Linked DNA regions of Homo sapiens: regions 1 and 3 are each linked to region 2. The links are chromatin loops, found by intact Hi-C in ENCODE. Cell type or tissue: heart right ventricle. All regions are shown on one strand.

The links. Hi-C counts contacts between places; a loop is a spot of excess contacts. Peaks named below come from ENCODE experiments on the same cell type or tissue, not always from the same donor. Only the 100,000 strongest peaks of a DNase experiment are listed, where the experiment ranks them.
Region 1: it touches region 2 in a loop (2.0-fold over the local background); 7 of 110 quality-filtered maps call a loop at or near these places.
Region 3: a loop joins it to region 2, with 5 times the contacts of the local background. A loop is called at or near these places in 3 of 110 quality-filtered maps.

Annotation. Positions count from the first base shown.
Region 1 is chr12:20,545,114-20,553,113 of GRCh38, forward strand. The region is part of intron 1 of PDE3A (phosphodiesterase 3A); the gene reads left to right. It also overlaps the pseudogene LOC728688. Among named protein-coding and RNA genes, the nearest start is that of SLCO1C1, 150 kb to the right of the region's middle. RefSeq lists a silencer at 6,222-6,516. In heart right ventricle, a CTCF peak has its summit at 4,195 (motif pointing left); a DNase peak (open chromatin) is centred at 6,834; H3K27ac peaks cover 2,876 bases.
Region 2 is chr12:20,373,888-20,381,887 of GRCh38, forward strand. All of the region lies in intron 1 of PDE3A (phosphodiesterase 3A), which reads left to right. Among named protein-coding and RNA genes, the nearest start is that of PDE3A-AS1, 7.6 kb to the left of the region's middle. RefSeq lists a silencer at 908-1,202. In heart right ventricle, a CTCF peak has its summit at 3,306; no DNase peak of the experiment used is centred here; H3K4me3 peaks cover 7,048 bases; H3K27ac peaks cover 8,000 bases.
Region 3 is chr12:19,842,747-19,850,746 of GRCh38, forward strand. LOC105369682 (a long non-coding RNA gene) reads right to left here and starts at 7,694. Exons shown (of 4, transcript XR_931409.3): 1 at 7,184-7,694; 2 at 1,240-1,317; 3 at 920-1,038. In heart right ventricle, no CTCF peak of the experiment used is centred here; a DNase peak (open chromatin) is centred at 4,775; H3K27ac peaks cover 4,622 bases.

The DNA of each region.
Region 1 (8,000 bases), 170 kb after region 2:
AGCAATAGAAGTTGTAAAAATTTCAAGTAATCAGGATAAACCAGATGTATTAAATGAAAATAATGGAAGCTTTGTAAGATTAGTGGCAGCATATAGGTTTAGAGGAATTATTATCATTGTGATAACAGGGACAGATACAGAATTATGGAAACATTCTAAAGCAGTATATAGGAAGATCATTATCAGAAATAGATAGAGAAATTGTAGTAGAGAGGCTAGAATTTCAAACTCCAGAATATCTGAATTTGCCTCTATCTGAAGCCTTCTCATTCCCAGTGCTTATGAAATTTACACTGGCTGCTATATTGAAATGCTAAGAATCAGAATCAGGGATTTAGTATCAATCAAGTGGATGGAATTTAGCTAGTTATCACCAACTGTGAAAGGAAAAATATCCGTTAAATTCAGTCACAATGCTATATATCAGGCTCTCAGTGATTTTTTAAAGGAGGGTCAATTTTAAGAATTCTAAGGAATCTCTTTGTTCCTGCTAATTTGTCTGAAGGTTTACGAGGAATACAGGAGAAAGCTAAATTGTTTGGGGAACAGTAAGAGATTTAGATTCTGAGAAAGATCCTGGAGGAAAAGCTGGGGCCAGTATGCTGAAAAAGACACAGTCCTCTTGCCCTACCCCAAGAGTAAAGGGCAAGAGGTAGTGGCTGCCAAAAAAAAAAAAACAAAACAAAACAAAACAAAAAAACCTGAAAAAACAAAAAAGTTTTGTGGAGAGATATCGAATGGATATTTATATGGCTTTTTGCTGTATTTTGTATAATGTAATGATGTCCTCTTGTCTCCCCATGAAATCGTCAGTGAAATCAACATCACTTGCTAATACATTGTAGAGTGGGATTGATTTGAGGAGCGGGGAGATGTGATGAAGTAGCTGTAATAGAGGTATTGTGTTTATGAGACTGTGGCTGCTAGTCACATCTGTTTTACCCACACGAGGCTGATGTGGTCTTCTAGTTTGTAAATTATGATATGCAGGCGGTTCCTGCCAGCAGAGATTTAAAAAAAATTATGCAGGTGGGTAAGTCTTTTTCAGCACCACCTGTATTAGGTCTTTCTAGATCCCAAATCCCAGTATTGACGACTGGAGGGCTGATAAACAGTATATGGCAACCCCAGGAATTCTGTTAGCTTCTTTGGCCTAAGCCCCGGACCAAATGCAGACTTCCACTCTTACTTTTCTGAAGAGTGCAAGGTAATTTTGACATTCTTACTCCGTTAATAAGAAGAGACCCAGGAAAGGACCACCAAAAAAAAAAAAGAACAATTTCCCAAAATGACTAGACAGGTGCTGAGACTGGCCTAAACTATCAGAGATCTTCCCAATCCAGAGCACTGACCTCTGCTAGAGCCTGCAGTCAGGGGAGACATACAGTTCAGGCTCATCTTCTCACATGGAATGCTGCAGAGAGCAAATATAGGTAGCATAGAAATTAAGGAAAAAGAGTATGCCAAGGAAAGAATCCAATCAAACATGCCCAGGTTAAAGAAGTGCTTTTAGTTTCTTATCAAATCAAAAACCGTGTGCTCGTCAGAGTAAATGTGGTTCTAAAAGGCAACCCCTGCTCTCATGCATTTTGTGACTCTTGAAAAACAAAACCCATATGTAAAGGGACAATAAAATTGTACTATTTAGTATGACTAATATAAGGGTGTCTTTGTGGCATGTGGTGCATATTCTATAAATTCTTGTTGTATTGAATGGAATTAAGTAAGAGTTTGGGGACAGAAGAATCCCTGGTGTATTAGTATTTCCCTAGATAATTTTTTCTTGTAATTTTGAATTAATGAAGCTAATAATTAACTTGTAGACCAATTTTATACTAAAGGAAAATAGTAAATACCAAATATATAGCTATGATCACAAAGATCCAATCCCTTTTTAAATTTAACATAGAGATGCTTTGCTGCTCCTAAGGTACCATTCCTGCTCCCGCCTCAGAGCCTTTACATCTTCTATTTCCTCTGTCTGGCATGCATTTCCCCCAGGTTTGTGTGTCTGGCTCTTTATACAATTATCTGATAAAATGTCACTTTTTTCAGAAAGGACTTTTTCGATCTACTGTACTTATATAAACTTACCTCTGCTTCCAGCCCCTACCATCCATTACCCCCACTTGTTCTCCCTTCGTTTATTCTATTCTAAGCTTCTTTATAGCTTTATCATCACCTGGTATACTATGTTTCTGTGTTTATCTTCTTCCTTCACTAAAATATAATAGCCAGGAGGCAGAGATACATCTTGTTTTGTTCAATGGCATACAGTTTGTGCCTAGAACAGTGCTTTGCACATAATATGCATACAATACATATTTACTTAATGAGTACATGATGAAATAGAAAGTGGACTGTGTGGTAACCTTTACATCCTTATATGTATATTAGTTTTATATGTCTTCAGAAATATGTTTTAGCCATCTTCAGCTGCTGTAAAAGAATAGTTTTCTTGAGAGTAGTGCAAAGATAACTGTGGTGACTATTACTTTCCATCGTTATCCTCTTTTTTTCATATCTAAAACTTCTCACCTCTTTAAGGTACACACAAATAATAATTTTTTATTTCCCATCTAGTTACAGTCCTCCTTCAGCTTTCATCCCTTTAGTAATAGTTGTGGTGAATTTTTTCTCCCGAGAAGCCCCTAAAAAGGCGTTCATTTTTACGTAAACAAACAACAGGAGAAAAACATATAAACATGAAAGCAAAATATTTTACCTACAGAAATATATTTTCAGCAATCTATTTCTCATGCTATTGTTAAAAATATCTCTGCTTGGATAGAACCTTTTTGTTTCCATGCTGACTTCTTCTTTGCTTCTCCTGTGAACTTTTTAAATTCTGTGTTTGGCAGCAGTTTTGTTTTCCTTGGAGCTAAGTACTGTGTAACATACTGTTAGCTGAAGGCTGTGATGTAGAAATTTATTATTAAAAATAAAAGACGGAGAGAAGAATTTATTCCATAAGGATCAAAATGACTTAGTGTCAAAGCAGTTAGGATTTTCAAAATGCTTTCTATAACAGATTGTGTTTCTTTTCAAGGAAGTTTACTTTGTTTGCCAGGAATAAATTTAAGGGTCTTCATTGTGCCTATCTTGGTTAATGAGAACTGAGAAGAGAAGAAACATTCTCTTTTAAAAAAAATTTTTTTTAGAGAATTTCTTCATCAGACGGAAAGATTTTATTTGCCATTTGCAGGCATAACCTTGGTGACCTATATATCCCCAGACCTTCTGGTAAGATGCTTATTAAAATGTCATTACCCAGAGGAGTAATCATAAACTAGCCAGAGGGTATTTTTTATAGATGGTGAGAGACAAACATTTTTTTTCTCCCTGAATTAAGTAGTTATGTACTCTTATCAACTAGAATATATTTAAACTTACTTTTATTTATTTTTCCAGTCTCAATCTCTCCCTCTCTGTTTTATGTTTCTAGCAACTTTATGTAACTAATCTTAAAATCATTAGCATTCCTTCTCCAAAAAGAGTATCATATCATCTTAATAAAGTTTCTCTTTTCCCAGAATTGCTTAAGTAGCATGCTGCTATTCATTTCTCTTGAAAGTTTAGTCAAAATGAATTATTTTGCAAAAAGGAAAATTCCACAGTTTCTATTTCTTTTCCTCATTGTCTGTGGCCCATTAACGTCTTTTATCTGCTACTATGATAATGTCAAATGATTACTTTGGTCATCTGCAACTTAACACTAATCTTATCTGTTTAATTGAAAGGATGTTTTGACTTTCTCTTTGAAATAATATCAACATCATTTTGCACTTAATTCTGAAATTCATTGACCTCAATGTGCAAGCTGTCTTCTTTACTATTTATTGTGAATAACCATTTTTTTTTATTTGTTGTAATCACACATCAAGAAAGGGCTAGGGAGATGTCTTTGTGAAACATTTATCCCTATGGTTCTGTTTAATAGGAGTACTTACCAGTAGCTAAATGCCTCATTTTATTTTAAATAATCTGTAATATTAAGTCAGTTTATCACACTATGAGTAGTTTTTTTTAATGGATTCTGACAATATGCTGCTTATTGTAGTCTTTCATCCTTTATCTGAGAACTATGTTTTTATGACAGTAAAATATTTTTTATACAAATAGGATAAAAATTCATATGCTGTCATGCGCTAATATGAAGTTTATCCTTACATCTCCCACTCTCCACCCCATGCCCCATCTAGTGGCCAGAATGCTGTAATCGTGGGAAGGAATAAAGCTCTGACACTATGCAGTCCCTACCCCCATCATTGCCTCTTTCTTTGCATTAAAAAAAAAAAAAAGAAAATACACTGAAATAATAAATGCTAAATTTTGGCTCAGATTATTTTAATTAGAAATGGAAGTTTAATGATAAACACTTTGTATTCTTCAAATCCAAAAGGAGAAATATCCTGTTTACTTCCTTTGGTGCTCTTATTGACTGTAGAACATTACAGTATCTCATTTGTCATATGCAGAGTTCATTCTTTTTGAATATATTTCACATAGGATGTAGATTTCTGTAACATTTTTTATTACTTTGAAAAAAGTAGCCATAGTGTACATTTTAAAATACTACCACATTCTTGGTCAGCTCATACCTTTCAAATATAATATAAAGATGATATTAATATATAAATAAGAATGGAAAAGAATTTCTTTGCCCTGCATATTTCTCAGTTTGTTATATAATGCTAGGAAATAACTCTCTGATACATAACACACTTGGCAAATTTTACTGTTTTATGCTTTAAAAGAAAAAGTCAAATTTAGATAGTGAATTTTTTGAAATGCATCTTACAAGCTCTGATTTGCAAATTACCAAATTGATCTTATCTTCTGGAGTAAATGATGACCCAAATTAGTCTACATTTTGAGTGTTTTTGTTCTTTGACTAAAATCGTCATCGTTAAGATAATTAATGGCAGAAGGCAGTGAATTACATGCTTTCCTCATTTTAATTCTGGTCCTACAAAAATGTTTCCTTTTTGACTTACTGTCATCATGAAATATTCTCTCTTAAATCAATATATTGTGGATTATAACTTGTGTTTGTAAGATTTATTTACCTCTTTTAGTTGTGATAGGAGAATTTACCACCTTATTTTGATCCTGTTAGTTTAAACTCATTAGCAAGGAGGATAACAGTGTTAATAGTCAGCATTTTGTAAATCTTCCAGAAGATTTTGATAAATCATTTCACTAGAAGCCTATTGCTCAATTTATTGCCACTTTAAAGTTGCCAAAAATAATGAGCTCATCTTCCTATTTTAATGTAAGGTATTGTCAATGTTTGAAATGTGTCAAGAATTGTTTTTGATAGTTCTAGTGAACAACTAATGTTTCTAAATCATACTACTTATTTCATTAGTTAATTATTGCTTGTGAACCATATTATAATCATCTTTAGTATCAATAAATATTTTTGAGATGATATAATGCCAGTAAATCCATAAATTAAAAAATTAAAGCATTAAAGAAATATCTACTATGTAAGCATTCAATTTTATATAATGATTATCTGGGTCAGTGTACCCAAAATTGTGTGCTAGCCAAACTACAATTAAATCATCATGATAATTCCAAGGCTTAAAACAATTGACTATGTCTGTTAAAAATGAGTAGCTTAAAATTCATTAAATTACTTTGTTATGTTTTTTACCTATTATACTGTGAACATTTCACATGTTCTTTTTTATAAAGGCCTTGGAAGCCAAATTTTAATTGCTCTATGGTATCATTTTGTATACCGTAATCTATTGAGTAATTTCCCTTTTGTTGGATAAACAATTAGTAGCACATTATAGTTACTGGATTTTTAGATCTTAGTTTACTGGTTCAAAGGGTATGAATTTTTAATAATATATGTATTATATATATTTTATATGTGTGTAAATATATATATACAATGTGTATAAATATATATTTGTTATATAGTAGCAATATATATGCTTAGTTTACTCCCTGTTTTCCAAATATTCAACATTATTAATTTGCAAATATAATAGGCAATAGTAGTATCTTGTCATTGTTTATATTGAATTTCTTTTACTTCCAATAAAGTTAAATGTCTTTCCATAGATCTATTTATTTTGTAAGTTGTTCTCACTCTTCCCTCAGTTTTTTACTAGGGTTGGGATTCTTTCAAATTTGTAAGAACCCTTGATATCTTGAAGATATTATTCTTTACCTAAGTTTACTACAGATATTTTACCAATGTGACATTTGTGCAAATACTCTAAAGTTTTATATAGCCAGATCAATTTGTCCTCTTTTGTAATAAAAAAAAAAAGTCTTTAAAAAAAGATTTACGGACAGGATTGACAGATTGATAGCTCTTTCTCGATTCCGTGGGTGGTGGTGCATGGCCGTTCTTAGTTGGTGGAGCGATTTGTCTGGTTAATTCCGATAACGAACGAGACTCTGGCATGCTAACTAGTTACGCGACCCCCGAGCGGGTCTGCGCCTGCCACCTGTGCGGGGGCCGGCAGGACCCCGACAAGCAGCTCATGTGCGATGAGTGCGACATGGCCTTCCACATCTACTGCCTGGACCCGCCCCTCAGCAGTGTTCCCAGCGAGGACGAGTGGTACTGCCCTGAGTGCCGGAATGATGCCAGCGAGGTGGTACTGGCGGGAGAGCGGCTGAGAGAGAGCAAGAAGAAGGCGAAGATGGCCTCGGCCACATCGTCCTCACAGCGGGACTGGGACAAGGGCATGGCCTGTGTGGGCCGCACCAAGGAATGTACCATCATCCCGTCCAACCACTACGGACCCATCCCGGGGATCCCCGTGGGCACCATGTGGCGGTTCCGAGTCCAGGTCAGCGAGTCGGGTGTCCATCGGCCCCACGTGGCTGGCATCCATGGCCGGAGCAACGACGGAGCGTACTCCCTAGTCCTGGCGGGGGGCTACGAGGATGACGTGGACCATGGGAATTTTTTCACATACACGGGTAGTGGTGGTCGAGAGCTTTCCGGCAACAAGAGGACCGCGGAACAGTCTTGTGATCAGAAACTCACCAACACCAACAGGGCGCTGGCTCTCAACTGCTTTGCTCCCATCAATGACCAAGAAGGGGCCGAGGCCAAGGACTGGCGGTCGGGGAAGCCGGTCAGGGTGGTGCGCAATGTCAAGGGTGGCAAGAATAGCAAGTACGCCCCCGCTGAGGGCAACCGCTACGATGGCATCTACAAGGTTGTGAAATACTGGCCCGAGAAGGGGAAGTCCGGGTTTCTCGTGTGGCGCTACCTTCTGCGGAGGGACGATGATGAGCCCGGCCCTTGGACGAAGGAGGGGAAGGACCGGATCAAGAAGCTGGGGCTGACCATGCAGTATCCAGAAGGCTACCTGGAAGCCCTGGCCAACCGAGAGCGAGAGAAGGAGAACAGCAAGAGGGAGGAGGAGGAGCAGCAGGAGGGGGGCTTCGCGTCCCCCAGGACGGGCAAGGGCAAGTGGAAGCGGAAGTCGGCAGGAGGTGGCCCGAGCAGGGCCGGGTCCCCGCGCCGGACATCCAAGAAAACCAAGGTGGAGCCCTACAGTCTCACGGCCCAGCAGAGCAGCCTCATCAGAGAGGACAAGAGCAACGCCAAGCTGTGGAATGAGGTCCTGGCGTCACTCAAGGACCGGCCGGCGAGCGGCAGCCCGTTCCAGTTGTTCCTGAGTAAAGTGGAGGAGACGTTCCAGTGTATCTGCTGTCAGGAGCTGGTGTTCCGGCCCATCACGACCGTGTGCCAGCACAACGTGTGCAAGGACTGCCTGGACAGATCCTTTCGGGCACAGGTGTTCAGCTGCCCTGCCTGCCGCTACGACCTGGGCCGCAGCTATGCCATGCAGGTGAACCAGCCTCTGCAGACCGTCCTCAACCAGCTCTTCCCCGGCTACGGCAATGGCCGGTGATCTCCAAGCACTTCTCGACAGGCGTTTTGCTGAAAACGTGTCGGAGGGCTCGTTCATCGGCACTGATTTTGTTCTTAGTGGGCTTAACTTAAACAGGTAGTG
Region 2 (8,000 bases):
GGGAGGCATTGTTATTCTTTGACAAAAAACTTGCTTATTTCTTCTCAAAATGTAGAATACATTGTTTAAATTCCTAAATGCCTGTCAATGTAACATATTGTTCAAATTGAGTAAGTTTCAGAAATAATCACGGACTTTTAATTAAATTGTAGCTTCTACATTTCAGTAGTGTTACTCAGTTTATGGTGATTCAAAGAGCAATATTGATTACTTATGACTTGGTGACAGAATTAAAATTAATTAATGTCAATTTCTGAAAATACTGAAAAGGGAAAACAAGATTTCCTTATCCCTTGGGAAAGGTGAAGGAAAAGAATTTTTTGTGTGTCGGGGGGACAAAAATTGTAATTTTACTTTGTGAATACAGATATTTAAAGCATACTGAAAAAGTTTTTTAAGTGACATAAATAGTCAGTGAATCTATATAAATTTACAGAGGCTGGAAGGAGTGAAAACAGTAATTTTACTCTTTCTGTATTGAGTCGAAAGTGTAAAAAGTTAAAACTGTAGAACTGAAAGAAATGCTGTGTATGCTGGGCTGTCATGTTAATTAAATAAACAACCAGAACAGTGACTCTGTGTATGAAATACATTTTGAAAAGCCTTGGGGGAGGGGGTGCAGGCAGGCAAGGGTGAGTGACACTGGCATGAAAAAACATTCATTCTATCTGCAGTGACATTTGTGTGAATTTGTTGTAGTCTATTAGAAAATTCAGATCTGAGAAATAATCTCTTCAGAGCGCTAGTTGAATAAAGGCTTTACCAAATTGAATTTTACTTCTATTTTAAGCAAGTTCTCATTCTGTCAAGGTAGGATGTTTATAAACCTCAAAATTAGAAGTATGCCTATATATTTTAAGATTTTTCCATTAATATGGTTTGTGTCAGTCAGCCCAGTAGAGTCAATGTTGACTTCATTGAAAACGTGTGTTATTTTATCTATCAAAAGAAAGAGTTTATTTTGGGATTAGGATAGGAGTTGTGTTTTTGAGAAAGAGTTATTGTTGTGAGTTATACTGTCCTGGATGTGTGAAGATAATCAATGCAACTATTGTATCATGCCTTTGCATTGGGCGATGGGGAAATGTCTTATGCTCCCGGAAGTGATGCATAACCCTACAGGTTTATGGTGAATTGTTTACTTAGCTGCCATATGTCTCCTCTTCAGTGGAGTCTTCCTGCTCCATTTCTGTGTGGTGTTTATATCTTCTTAAAAAAACCCTCAAATTGAGATTAAAAAATATTATGCTTATATTCTGCATTCATGTGTTTAATGAACCTCTGTGAAATAATTCTGAAGACCCTCAGAAAGTCCAGTCTCCTATTCTTGCACCTAAAGATGTGTTCCATTAATGTTCAAATGAAGATAATTCCTTTATATAGAAACTTGAATCCTTTTGGTAATTACCTATATATACTTTCATGATAGGTAGTATTTTTTATTAAAGGAGATTTTTTGTTGTTGTTTGTTTTTTTAGTAAGGCTACTATGGAATTGTTTTAACTTTGAACTGAGAATGTATGTTTGTGCTGTTATTGATATAAAATATACAGATTTGATCACTGAGAAAAAAGTCTAACAGATGTGCCTGAGTTGTAGTTTAGAGGAAGATGTGTTGTATGACAATCGTAAAAAATATTAGTTGACCATACCTGTTCATTGTGAATGTATACCACTGTTTTAAAAGAAGATGCTACCCATAGCTAATGTTACCCATTATCCATAAAGGCCTTTGATCAATCAACCTACCAGGTCTCAAATCAACACATTTTATCTGTGCATTAGTCCTTGTGCTAAAAATCAAAAATAATATACAGATAGATGTGACACAGCATTTGTCTCTGCAAAGTTTAGAGCCTAGTGAGATTAATGAGAAGTGAACATAAGAAAAAGGGAAGTCACAGTGAAATATCTTAGATAATGGAGAAATGCATATAATAACTTGGAGCAGGTTTTTAACCTGGCTCCAGGACTCATTCATCTCCTCTCTGAAATTGTATGCAGAACTTCATTTGTTCATTCTTAGGAGCAAAAAGTCTTAGTGTCATAGGTTTTCAGAAGGTCCTCAACACATAGATGGTTAAACATAAATGGCTTAGATTTTAAGCAACTTTACATTTTGAAGACATGGAGAATGTTTTTGAAAATGGAAATTACTTTGGTGTACCTTTACAGTCTGCTCTGAAACAAAGGTAAAATAATATTTCATTTAGGACATGTTACACTTCAAAATAGTACACTGATTGATTGTATTTATGTCGAGTTAGTTTATGACTGTAAATAGCTGGTTGCACTGATATTTTAAATGCTTAATTCTGAAAAGGCTGTAGTTAGTAGACTACAATTAGTCTGATTTTAGAGAGAAGGAAACTGAGAGTTAGCTATATGTGTGAAGATAGCCCAAGGCAAGATGGCTTTTGTCCATTTCCTCTTTGACTTGACTGTGCTACTGAGGAAACAGTAGGAAAGGAGTCAGGCTGCTAACTTTAACCCTGGGTATCATTTGTAATTTTTCCCATGGAGCCAACTCTAAATTCTCATTCAGCATTAGAAGACTGAATAATCAGATTGAGTGTCAGATGTGTAAATAACACAAAACTTGTTAATACCAGGTAGCCTCTGGAATGAATTATTCTTGACTTTGTCACGTAAATGAATATCAGTTGCACTGAAAAGTCTAACTTTGTGGAGTCTTATCAAACAAAAGTATTTAGCAGTGGCTTAAATATTGAATATTTTTATTTTAGATTTTCAATATGTTTATTTTTGTATGTTCAGGATTTCCAAATTCAAGGCAAAGCATAATCTGCAGATTGTTAAGGCATTTCTTCATTAGCAAAAACAGCTGGTAATTTTTTTCACCTGTTATTTTGCAGTGTTTCCTTAGAATTTCATTAAAATATAAGTAAATAGGGTATAATATCAGAGGAGGTCATGAAGAACATTACCATTTCGAAGATGGAAAGCTATTTGAGAGAAGTCACAAACTAAGCAATGTCTGTGTTTTTGATTTGATTAGAGCTGTCATTTGTTATTTAGGAATCTGTGAATGATTATTAAAGCTTTCAAGTATAGCCAGTCCTGCTAACATAATAATAATATTACATTAAGGGCACTCATGTTCTTTCCTCCTGAGAAGATGACTGGTTACAGGGGGCACATATTGTTTGCTGAAGTGTGTGTATGTGCATGTGCATGTGTGTACCTGTATGTGCATTTATGATTTGTGTGTGTGCATGTGTGATTTTCCCCTGGCAGAAAATTGCTTTGGTTGTATCAATTTAGTGAAGAAACAGTGTCACCCAGTGGCTTTGATGAAAACAGTCCTATAAACATTATAGATAAGCACTGTCCAGTAGAAATACAACACAAGCCATACATTTGATTTTACATTTTCTAGAGGCCATACACACCCAAGAAACAGATGAAATGAATTATAATAATATGCTTTATTTAACCCAGCATAGCATGTCAACATGTAATCGGTGTAAAAAAAATGAAATATTTTGCATTCTGTTTTTTTGTGAGTCTAAATATCTTGTGTGTGTTTTACACTTAAAGCACATTTCAGTTTGGCCTAGCCCCATTTCAAGTATTAAATAGACACAGGTGGCTAATGGCTACCATATTGGACAGTGCAGCTCTATATTTTTAAAGATTTGTAATATTTGAGATACTAATGTCACCTCTTCAGTTATAATGAAAAGTCTTTGTAGATTTAATAACAATATACAGTCTTTAAAATTATATGTGTAATCTTGATAGCTCATTTTTGTACCACTCTAATAGTTGCCAAGTCTATTTGCCCTTTTTTCTTCATTTCTCATTATTGCATTTATTTTAAAATATGATTATTTTCATCGGAGGGGGAGATTTAGCAGAGTTCCTTAATAAAAGACCTTTATATTAACCTGATTTATAACACAGTATCAATATTTCCAGTTAATTATGAATTTGCCTTTAGGAGTTTGGTATGTAACAGGGATTGCTTATGGATACACTGTAAACACAACACATGTTCATGATGATTAGTCTATAATTGGGTTATCTAATGTCTCTTTAGAAATGAAAGTGCTTATGTTTGTAGGTCATTATCTTTGTAACTTAGGAAACTAAAAGTCACAAGCCTGCTCCTAGCTTTAATGGATGAAAATTGTAACAGTGTCTGTAAAGGGCTAACTTTTCACTACTGTTTATATAAATACCACTTTCATGGAAACACAATGAAAATGGTTCATTCTGTGTATAGAGCAGATTGGAGATTTTGATAGTGTGGAATTTTTAAAGTAGGAATTTAGATTAGGTGAGTTTTGGAGCCATTTTCTGAGTTCACTCCGGTTTGCAATTTCAAACTGATTTCAGATGAAAAAGTCTGGAAATGTTTAATGTCATGTCCTCTCCATCACCTTTCCTTATACTCTATGAATTCGTTAACAATAGCCGTAATTCCAATTCTACATCAAGAAATAAAGAGAAAATTATATATGGCATTTTACTTTATATATAGATATATAGATTAACTTTTAAAAATACATTTATTATGTGTATAACGTTTATATCTGTGTGTGATGCTTTTAGTGATTGGGACAGGGTATATTACTTATTTTTACACTGCAGATTAATATAGACAGATTTTATATCATAGATACATAGATTTTCACTTACTAGAAATTCTAAAAAGATCAAAAGGCAATAGAATCATGGTATACAAAGAAGCACATTTGGACAAAATGAAATAATGTGGATGCTGGCTCGCTTCTGGTAAAAGCTGACTTAATTTAGAGTTCTTGAAGAAGCTAGCTGAAGAATGAAATGTCATTGTAACACACATCTGTTTCTTGAAAGAGTTTATACTTGAATGTAACTAGTCACTGTTAGCTCTGGCTAATTTTGAAGTTGATTTAAATTAATATAGAGGTTGTTCTGGTACTTTTTTTTTTGGTCAGTCTTTTTCTGTTCTCCATCTCTATCTACATGCACATTTTCTTTCATTTCATTTTCTTTTTACCTAATAGAGTCTTCTCCCTCCGAATGTGTTTAAAATTTTAAGGAATGCCATTCTGTCTCTCCCAGTACCTTGTTAGAATATTGAAATAATTTTATGCAAGAATCTTGTGGTTTTGGTTTAATAGGATTTTAGTAAAAATTTTCCATCTTGTGAAGTAAGTTTAAATAACTGAATATTTATGCTATGTCTGTGGCAAGTGTTTCCTCCTCTCCAGGTATAAACCACTTAAAGAGACCTAATGGAAGTTTGAAGTCATAGAGATATTATTCAGTGGGTAATGTTTAATTCTGTGGCAACAGTTATACAGCTATGTGGAATCAGCATCCTTAGCCCATTTTTAAGCTAGCATGAACACAAATAAATGAAATAGTTTTTATTTTTATCGTATTTTAGAGATCCACTTCAGAAATGCTCTTTAGTGAGCAGTGTTTGTCCTCGTGATATGAAACATCCCCTTGTTTGGGAGTTATTATTTCAGGGTCCAGCCTCAGCAGCAGTCTCTCAGGAAGTTTGGAAGGGAGAGAGCCTGCTGAACTGCTTATGCTGTATTGAGAATTTGCTTTCTAGTCTCAGGAACTAAGGAAGTCAGATTCAGATTAAGACAATTTTTATTATAAAAGGAATCAAATTTTTGTAGCTTCCTTTTCTCAGCCATAAGCATTTCATTTAGAAAATTCTGGCCCAGTGTCTTGCTTATTGTAAGTGCTGGCTGGATGGTAGGAAAAATGGATGAAAAAGAAATAAAAGACTTTTAACCTGAAATATTTATCTCCCCATTCTCCTGAGGTTGAGGTAGTGACTAAGTTGATTTAAGGAAATTTCTATGGGAAGAAGAGAAGAAATAAGACTATCAACAAAGCTATACATTTTCAGTTTTAGTATGGTGTTTACATTTTTGTTACTTAAATATTTTCTTGCATATGTTACATAAGGGGTTGCATTTGCCTGTGCCCTTACTGGTAGGAAATCCCATGTTCAGCATGAGTCCTAGATAATTATTTTTAGCTCACTCTCAACTGAAAATAACCAAAGCTACCACCAAGATCATTGTAGTGTAAACCTTTGAAAAATTTCTGAAATTTGGGTTCATATTTTAGAAAAATAAAATGTCAAGTGTTTTTCACATTCAACTAATAAATTGAGAGAGAACAAACTCTGACTTTATTTTCTTCCATTCCATCCCACAGGGCTCTGACAGGTGCTCTTCAGCTATCACCTTTTTTATACTCTAGTAGTCTGCATTCTTGTTAGAGGTTCTTACTGAATAGCTGTATTTTCTGAAAAGTCTAATGTAAAGCAAATGTTATCTCCTTAGCTTTTAATTGTGATCAATTACAAAACAAAGTTTGAGATGGTTGCTTCCAGAGATGACATTGTGAAATTGACTTTTTAAAAATGTCATCCAACTGCCGTGCTAGTTCCATCATGTGGAATGATCTAGAAATTTGGTAGCATAATTGCAGAATCAAGTTGAACTGAAAAATCAGAAGCTTATAGGGTTTTATTGCAGTGATAAATTTAGCTTTTCAGTCATTTTTCTTTGGTCCACCTACTTTTTAATAGAACTTGACTTGTGAAAATCAAAAAATTTAAGTCAAATAAGAATGTTTTGTTGTTGCAGTTTTAATACTTAGAGAAGATACAGTATTGTTATATCCTCTCACTGAAATCAGAGACATATCTTTTGAGTATGTTAGGCAGATGATCATGACATTAGATGAACTAGGAATACAATATTTAGGAAAAAAGTGATTTCGAACCTTATGGTGTCAAGTTTCTTTTTATCTGTACATGTCAAGTGTTCTCACAGGCAGACTTTTTAGAGAGATTGCTATCACTGACAACTTCCAGAGTTTGAGAGTTTTTTGAATATACTACTTAAAAAAATCTCCATATGGTTTTCATTTGAAAAAACATATTACAAACTGAGACATTCACTATAAATTAAATTGAAATAATCAAAATATAATTAAGCTATTTGTGAGTTTACATTTTGCAAAACATTTTAGAAGCAAAATCATTTAACTTTGTTTGCATTTTGAGACAAGGAGCTAACTGTGTGTATCATCTTGAGTAGTGTCTGTTTTTATTCCTAGGGATTGTTTTCCCTATAATTGGAGTTGTTTTTTGCTAGGTAAGTAGGATCCAAATAACAGCATAGTTATTAAGGCAGTAGCCTCGTTTTGTCCACTTCTCGTCATTCCTTTTTACTTAAATAACAATTAGATTTGCTCATCTTAACCCCTTTACAGAGCTACAGCTAGAGCTTTTAAGTGTTTTTGGTGGAACTTCCTTAAGCAATTAACTAGTCCTAATAAAAAGTGTGAGAATTAGATTGGGAATGTTGGATACATATATAACTAAACACCGATTAAGTAAGTTATCTAAAAAATAAAGTGGCATTCAGATATGAAAACCACCATAAAAATGAGTGCCAAAAACTAATGGTAGTATTTTTGCTTGTGCACAAAGAAGACTAGATCAAAATCAAATGAATAATTCCTCAGTTTTCAAAAAATATTTTATGGTCTTTTGAGGGCATAATATTAGTGCATGTAAAAACTAGAACGCTTTATGATTTGAAAAGAGGAGAAGATGCTGAGAGAGACACTCTTGGAAGCTGGGCAGGAAATCCAGCCATGCATTGCCTCAAGGTCTGTCATTAGATCAAAAGCACTCAGGGGACGATGGTCTGTGTAAGAGGTCCTAATGCTATTCACGAACTCTCCTGACATTCATTAGTTTCCAAGACATTGATTCTTATTCTTTAACTTTTTAGCACATTTATCATTTTCACTTATACATGTATGCTAATAGCAATCTTATGTGAACTTTTACCTCTTATATGACCAGAATTGATTAAAAATGTCGGCAAGTAAGTTTGTTATTTAATATCTCTGAACTTTCTCTATTTTACATTGAATATTTGCTACATTGTAAGCATTACAGTATGACTAGATTCTTCTTTTTTTCTAACTTCTCCCCTGTTGAT
Region 3 (8,000 bases), 530 kb before region 2:
TTTTGAATATTATCTTTGTACTAGATAACATGATAAATTGGGTGACCATGTGCCTAGGTTTATGCCCCTTGTCCTGGTGTAATTTTTAATAGTATCTTCTTATATTCTCAAATGGATCCTCGTTTGGACGATGAATTATATGATGATCAGGGCTTTAGCCAAAATTACTTAATTTAACCCTCACAGCAATTCTGTGAGGTGGATGTTATTACCCCTACTTTTCAAATGAAAAACTATCACTTGGAAAATATTAAGGAATTTAAAGTTTCATTGCTTATAAGTGACTGAGTAATTTTATCCTGGTGTTCTGACTTCAGATGTGTTCAGTGTACCTTGATGCTCAGATCAAGTGTCACTGTTTATGGAAAACTGTTGCCAACCCAATCCTCCACATTGTTTCTCCTAGAGACCCGTGGGCTTGTATTTACTGCTGAAGAATTACATTATACACATAAACATGTGCATGTCTGAGGTTTCTCTCATTGGACCCTCTTCCATCCTGAAAACAAAGACCCTGTTCTATTTATGACAGTGCCAGCAATGTTTAGAACGGGTTGACTGTGCACATGTTTATATGTACCCACATTGTATTTAGTAGCGTGCTTGCTGATAAAGGATGAAGAGACTTAGTGTCCAGTTTGAGCTTCTAGACATGTTAGCTATGTGACTTTGAACAAATTTTATTTTTTTCTGAGCCAGATCCTATCTAAATTTCAGAGGTTGGAAAGATTGGTGGGGGTAATGTAAGACAAGAAAAAGAGTTCTAGGCCGGGTGCGGTGGCTCACACCTGTAATCATAGCACTTTGAGAGGCCGAGGTGGGCGGATCACCTGAGGTCAGGAGTTTGAAACTAGCCTCAACATGGAGAAACCCCGTCTCTACTAAAAATACAAAACTAGCCGAGTGTGGTGGTGCATACCTGTAATCCCAGCTACTCGGGAGACTGAGGCAGGAGAGTTGCTTGAACCTGGGAGGCGGAGGTTGCAGTGAGCCAAGATCGCACCATTGCACTCCAGCCTGGGCGACAAGAGTGAAACTCTGTCTCAAAAAAGAAAAGAAAAAGAGTTCTATTTGTAGAATGCTTCTCTTTGTCAGGTACTGCACTAAACCCTTTAGAAGAGTTAGTCTTTACCAGGGCCTCCATGATAGGGATCTTATGGGGTTTGAAATGTTGACTGTCTTGCCCGAGGTTACAGAGCCAAGAAATAGTATGTAGAGACAGGGCTCAAACCCACCTACCTGAAAAATGCTTTTTTATGTTGAAATTCCATGTCCAAAGGTAGTAGAAACAGCTGAAGGAATCTTGGGAGTTCTCAGCTAAAGGGTTTTAATGTTAAGTGTTAAATTTGTGTTTTGCAGTCTGCTAGGAATCAGCAGCTTTTTCATTTCCTTCATTTACAGGCATTGCTCTCTAAAATTGCTTGTATTGCAGGACCAGAAGTCAAGCATCTGATCTAAGTGAAACTCTGAAAGCCTCTTTCTGACTATGCTTCCAACAGAACTATGGGTACTATTGCATAGCTGAAGGCAATATTGTATGAGGTTTGAGCCCAGATTTTGGAATAGGTAACTGATAATAATGCTCCTCACATTGAGTCAGTGAGGATTTTTGCAGACACTTTGTGGTGCTTAATTTTATGTGACAATTTGACTGGGCTAAGGGATGCCCCGAGAGCTGACACAGCATTATTTCTGGTATGTCTGTAAGTGTGTTTCTGGAAGAGATCAGCATTTGAACCAGGAGACTGAGTAAAGATCATCCCCTTGTGAATTTAACCTAAAATTAGAAAAGGAAAAAAAAGGATCCCTCTCACCAATGTTTGTGGTGATCATCTCATCTGCTAAGAGCCAGGTTAGATAAAAAGGCAGAGGAAGAGTGAATTTACTCTGAGCTGGGACATCCATCTTCTCCTGGCCTTGGACATTGGTACTCCTGGTTCTTGAGCCTTTGGACTCAAGCTAGGACATGGAACATTGGCTCCTCTGGTTCTTAGGCCTTTGAGTTTGGACCAGAACTACGCCATTGACTTTCCTGGGCCTCTGGCTTGCAGATAGCAGTTTGTAGGACTTCTCAGCCTCTGTAATTTCATGAGCCAACTCCTCATAATACCTCTCTTTTGATATATCTATATATATAATATTGGTTCTGTTTCTGTGGAGAACCTTGATGAATACAAAAGGATAACTGATAACAATGCTCTCTTGACTGAGTCAGTGAGTAATTTCATAATGAAAAGTTAACGTGCTTTCTGGGCTTGAAGAATTCTTTCTTTAAAAAATAAGTATAAAAATTAAACTTGAGCATAACAACAACAAGAACAAACAACAACAAAATCCTTTGGTTACAATAATTCCATTACTGTAAAGCAATACACTGCCTCTTATCCAAGCCTGCTTTTGGATGTTGAGGTTCCACTGAGACAGCCTAAGGGTGTACAGCATTTTGTACAGTGCTTTATGTGAGGGTAGGTGCTTAATAAGAATTCATTGAAAGACAATCAATATGTACAGATGATTCAAACAATTTGAAGTTGTTTCATTCAGTGGCATTTGCTTTTTTATTTTAATTTTACTTTAAGTTCTGGGGTACACGTGCAGAACGTGCAGGTTTGCTACATTGGTATACATGTGCCATGGTGGTTTGGTGCCCCTATCAACGTATCATCTAGGTTTTAAGCCTCACATGCATTAGGTATTTCTTCTAATGCTATCCCTCCCCTTGCCCCCCACCCACCAACGGGCCCCAGTGTGTGATGTTTCCCTCCCTGTGTCCATGTGTTCTCATTGTTCAACTCCCACTTATGAGTGAGAGCATACAGTGTTTGGCTTTCTGTTCCTGTGTTAGTTTGCTGAAAATGATGGCTTCCAGCTTCATCCATGTCCCTGCAAAGGACATGAACTCATTCTTTTTTATGGCTGCATAGTATTCCATGGTGTATATGTGCCACATTTTCTTCATCCAGTCTATCATTGATAGGCATTTGGGTTGGTTGCAAGTCTTTGCTATTGTAAATAGTGCTGCAATAAACATACTTGTGCACGTGTCTTTGTAGTAGAATGATTTATAATCCTTTGGGTATATACCCAGTAATGGGATTGCTGGGGCAAATGGTAATTTCTGGTTCTAGCTCCTTGAGGAATCACCACACTGTCTTCCACAATGGTTGAACTAATTTACCCTCCCACCAACAGTGTAAAAGCATTCCTATTTCTCCACAGTCTCTCCAGCATCTGTAGTTTCCTGACTTTTTAATAATTGCCATTCTAACTGGCATGAGATGGTATCTCATTGTGGTTTTGATTGGTGTTTCTCTAATGACCAGTGATGATGAGCTTTTTTTCATATGTTTGCTGGCCACACGTATGTCTTCTTTTGAGAAGTTTCTGTTCGTATCCTTTGCCCACTTTTTGATAGGGTTGTTTGTTTTTTTCTTGTAAATTTGTTTCAGTTCCTTGTAGATTCTGGATATTAGAGACATTTGCTTTTTACTAGAGGAAAATGCCTTTATTCTGGGATTCTTAGTATGAGGTCTATAAACTGTTACAATCCTATAGATGAGTTTCATGAACTAAAAAATCTTCTGCACATTTGCCAAATTGTACATATAATCATCTTTTTAAGAAACCAAGTTCATAATTTTTATCAGAATCTCAAAGGCATTTTCCCTTCATACTTACTTTAATGCGCACCCTTCCAATATCTTACACCTCTTAAGTCCTACCTGAGTTGGTATCTGTCCACTTACCTACCTAGAAGAGAGTTTCTTTGTTATGCAACAAACACTGCAACTGTAATGCTAAATGAAAAAAAAAATTGATTTATGTAAGCTGGCCTGTGTCGTTTTTGTGATATCTGGCCTTACTTCTAAGATACTCTAAAATCATTAGAGATAACATGACTGTGGGCCTGAAAAGTTTCTATAGGTATTTTCTTTTTGAACCATATACTAAACATGGTTGAGTAAAGATCATTTGTCTGTCAGCCTTACTAAAGATAAAATGGAATGTGGAGGTTGGTTGCTCAAGAATGAATCATCTCCTTACCGCTAGAATTATTCCCCTCAGCAAAAGGTATGCTGTGCTTAGTTGAGAAAAACGTGGAAGCTGCTAGATTTTAGGTTATAGAATTTTTAGTCTCTATCATTCAACACTTGAAATAGAAATGTTCTGGTAGTGAAGCTCACAAAAATATAAGCAGTTCTCATAAAGAAACAGGAAATTTAATGTGTGTGATTATTTCCACTATGTTAATTTACAGCAAAAAATGGCCTATTTTTTTTCTGTCCACTTTGGAGTTGAAAGGAATATTTTTAAAAACCCAAGTTAGTGGAATTTTTAAACCAGTTTTGATCGTGAATATTTTAGTCTAAATATTTCTCTCTGGAAATAATCAAGATTGTTTACAGTTTTAAAGTTGTTTCAGAACAGTATCAGGATTAATTAATACAGTTAATATGTCAAATTTCTTTTGAAATATTCAAGCTTTGTTTGAGTTTTATTTTTCTGCCCTGGATGCCTGAGAAATTGAAAGAGTGTAAGAACAGTTGGCATAGACCTTTCCTTCTTGAATTCAGTTAAGCTTATCACAAACTATGTCATGGCCAGAGCTTAACGCGTTGTTCCCCTTCCAGAAAACTATTTGCCAAATATAACACAGTTCAGATGGTGGGAAAACTGTGAAGCGTTCACATTTAACCTAGACTTCTCCCCCAGTGTACAAGTTTAGAGATGAAGAAAACATGCTGATAAATCAGCATACCTGCCCGCCACCTCCCCCACTTCTGAAAACCACAAAAGCAGAAGCAGCCATTATTGGATCCTTGACGTGGAGTTTTCTGCTCTGAGCCTATTTGGAGCTGTCGGTTAACAATTTGAAACAACATGTGAGGGTGAAGGGTGCCTGGATGGATAACTATGAATGTTATTTAAAAAATATGATGCTGCCTAAAGACTACAGCCAGCTATCTGGCCTGTGAATGTGGAGACTCTTTCATCTTCGTCTCATTTGGTAATTAGCACACTGACCCTGTGCAGACTAGAAGCATAAAAAAACATTTTGAAAAGTGCAGAGGAAGAAGGAGGATTAAGACAAACATTTATATAACCAGGAAAAATGACCCAGGAAAGACGGGAAATCTGGTGACACTCTGTTTATCCACAGTAATGTTAAAATAGTTTGCAAGTGAAACAAAGCAGATCCCTTGAATAAATCACTGAGAAAGTAGAAGGATCGACCAACAGCCAAGATCATGTCACGAGCTATCCGTGTGATGTGATCCTCCCCTATTATACCAGACTGATGGCTTTCCATTGAATATCACCTCTCTCTTTTGTCTCTCCAGCTTTTTCCATCATGGAATTATGTGAAAGTGGGCTGCTGTAAATAGGAATTGGAAGGGGTTGAAGACGGCATAAATTATTAGGAAAGGGGAGAGTATCAGGATGTTTGGGCTCTAATTAACACCCAAACATTAATTTAAATCAGAGGCAGTTTAATGAATGTTGAATATCTGAAAAAAAAAAACTTCATAGCAATTTCATGAGGGGCAAAATCTCAGTTGTTTTTCTAGGTCATCTGCACTATGAGAAGATTTGCTCTTCTGAGGTTAGCAAAATTGGTGTTGGTCTCTGTCTAAAAGCTGAAGCAAGCCAGGTGTGGTGGTGCACGCCTGTAGTCCCAGCTACTTGGGAGGCTGAGGTGGGAAGATCACTTGAGCCCAAAAGTTCAACTCCAGCCTGGATGACATAGCATAGACCCCTGTCTCTTAAAAAATCAAAAGCTGAAGCATACAAGCTATCAGAAAGTTAACTGAACTTTCTTAACTTTTATATAAGTGGCTTTGGTTCAGTGCCAGGTAATTATCTCCAGGGAAAGATAAGCTCTTTTGCAAGCAGTTTTCAAAAGTTTGATGGTCTAACTGCTTGCCAGTTAGATGCTAAGAGCCCTAGCCTGGCATGATGAAGGATGCCGCTTATTTGTAAACCACATTCTTCTGTCATCAGGATTCCGAGAGAAGTCTGTGGAATGGTTTACATGGACTTTGCATTTATGCATTCATTTATGAATAGAATTGCTCAGGTGTGGAAGAGACAAGCAAACAACAGTTCCTTGTCCTCAAGAAACTCATCATCTGTTAGAGAAGTAAAAATTTAAATAATCATACAAATTGAGGAAGTACAAAATGTGAAAAAGACTAATTAAATGACAAATTAGCATTTTAAGTAATAATTGCTCTGAATTCAAGGGAGGTAGAGATCAAACAGGCTAGAGTAATTATGAAAGTTTTTGTGGAAGACAGGGGCCTTTCATACCACCTCACATTCATATAGTGCTTTATGGAAACGTGGATTTTACATACATCATCTCTTATTTGAGTTTCACGTTTTTACTGCCATTTAAAGTTGAGGAAACTTAGGCCTCGAGAGAGAGGAAATACTGGCTAACTTTCACACAGGTAGTAATGAGTCCTCACATCCAAGTTTTTCACTTAAAGTCCAAGACTATTTCTGCAGCTCTGGGGCCTCCTTAGTAAATAGGTAATATGCTTAATCTTCATTACTTGAAATTTGCCAACTGCTCATGTTTATTTGCAACCCTCAAATCAATACTTGTGATCCATTTGCAGTCATTTGAGGTCATATGCAGAGGGGTGAAAGAGTTCACTCGCCCAACGGGCACACTCCTAGCTGAGGCCAAACAAGGTGACACTCTGCCTTATTTCTGTTCTCATGCTATAAACAAGTGTCCTTCTTGCAGTCTACTTAGTGCCAGACTTTTAGCATTTTTGTACTTTTTGTTGATGATTTCCCTGTTTAAACATCCCCCAAGCATAGTGTTGGAGTGCTGTCTAGTGTTCCTAACCACAAGGGGACTATGATGTGTCTTGTGGAGAAAATGTTGTGTTAGATAAGCTTCATTCAGGCATGGTCACAGTGCTGTTGGTTGTAAGACCAACGTTAATGAAATAACACTATATATGTTAAATATGATGTCGTTAAACAGAAACACACATAAAACAAGGTTATGTATTGATCAACTGACAAAAATGTTGTGACCAGAGGCTGGAAGGAACCTAACCCTATATTTCCTCTAAGAGCAATTTTTTCGTATTCACTAATTAAGTGTCCAAGGTGACTTTATAGAACATAACTACCACAAATAACAATCATTAACTGTACTTACATTGAGTGGAAAAATGTTGGGAGGCTATTGTAGGCAAGAAAATAGTTTGAGCAAATGAATAGAGTTGGATAAATTAGTCATTGTTTAAAATAGAGAACAGGCATTGCTAACTGGAATCAAGGTGCAAGAGCAATTGCAGTAGATAAGGTTTAAGATGCCAGATTGTGGGGGGTCCATTATATCCAGCTGATGATTTTGGACTGAATCTTGTAAATGGATTTGGAGCAAGGATGTCATAAAAACCTCTCTGGGAGAAAAAGAATTTGGTAGGGATGAGCAGGAAGAATTGGGCTGGGAAAAAAGGCAGCAAGGAGAGTTCTCGCTATGCACCCGCCTCAGCTGACAGGGATTTATTGGTGGAACAGGAAGCCAGTCCTCTCCAGGACTTGATGGTTGATACTGAAGCCACAGAGTGAGGGAGAAGCTGACAGAGGTGAAGCCATTTCAGGGAACTGGAGGAAGGTCAGGGAGAAAATTCAAAATAACAAGGAAGGCAATTTAGGAAAGATCCTTAACTGAATGACGAGCCAGTGTAAATTTTGAAGTCTGTGGGTGGTGTGGTTGCACTCCTTCATGTGTGTGAAAACAAGGTTCTGAGAAGACTAGGCAACCCCAGGGGTAGCCATGGAGACTGTGGAAAACAATTCCAAATATGTGTGTTTAGTTTCGGGAGCTGGCTCATCTGGATCCCTGTGTAATTTAACAGTTATAGCAAATTTCTAAGTCAAGAAGAACCAGACTATTCCTTGTTAGGCTTATCTTTTCTTAGGGCTATTATTTGAAGTTCATCGTTTTCCATTCAGTTTCAAATCTTGTA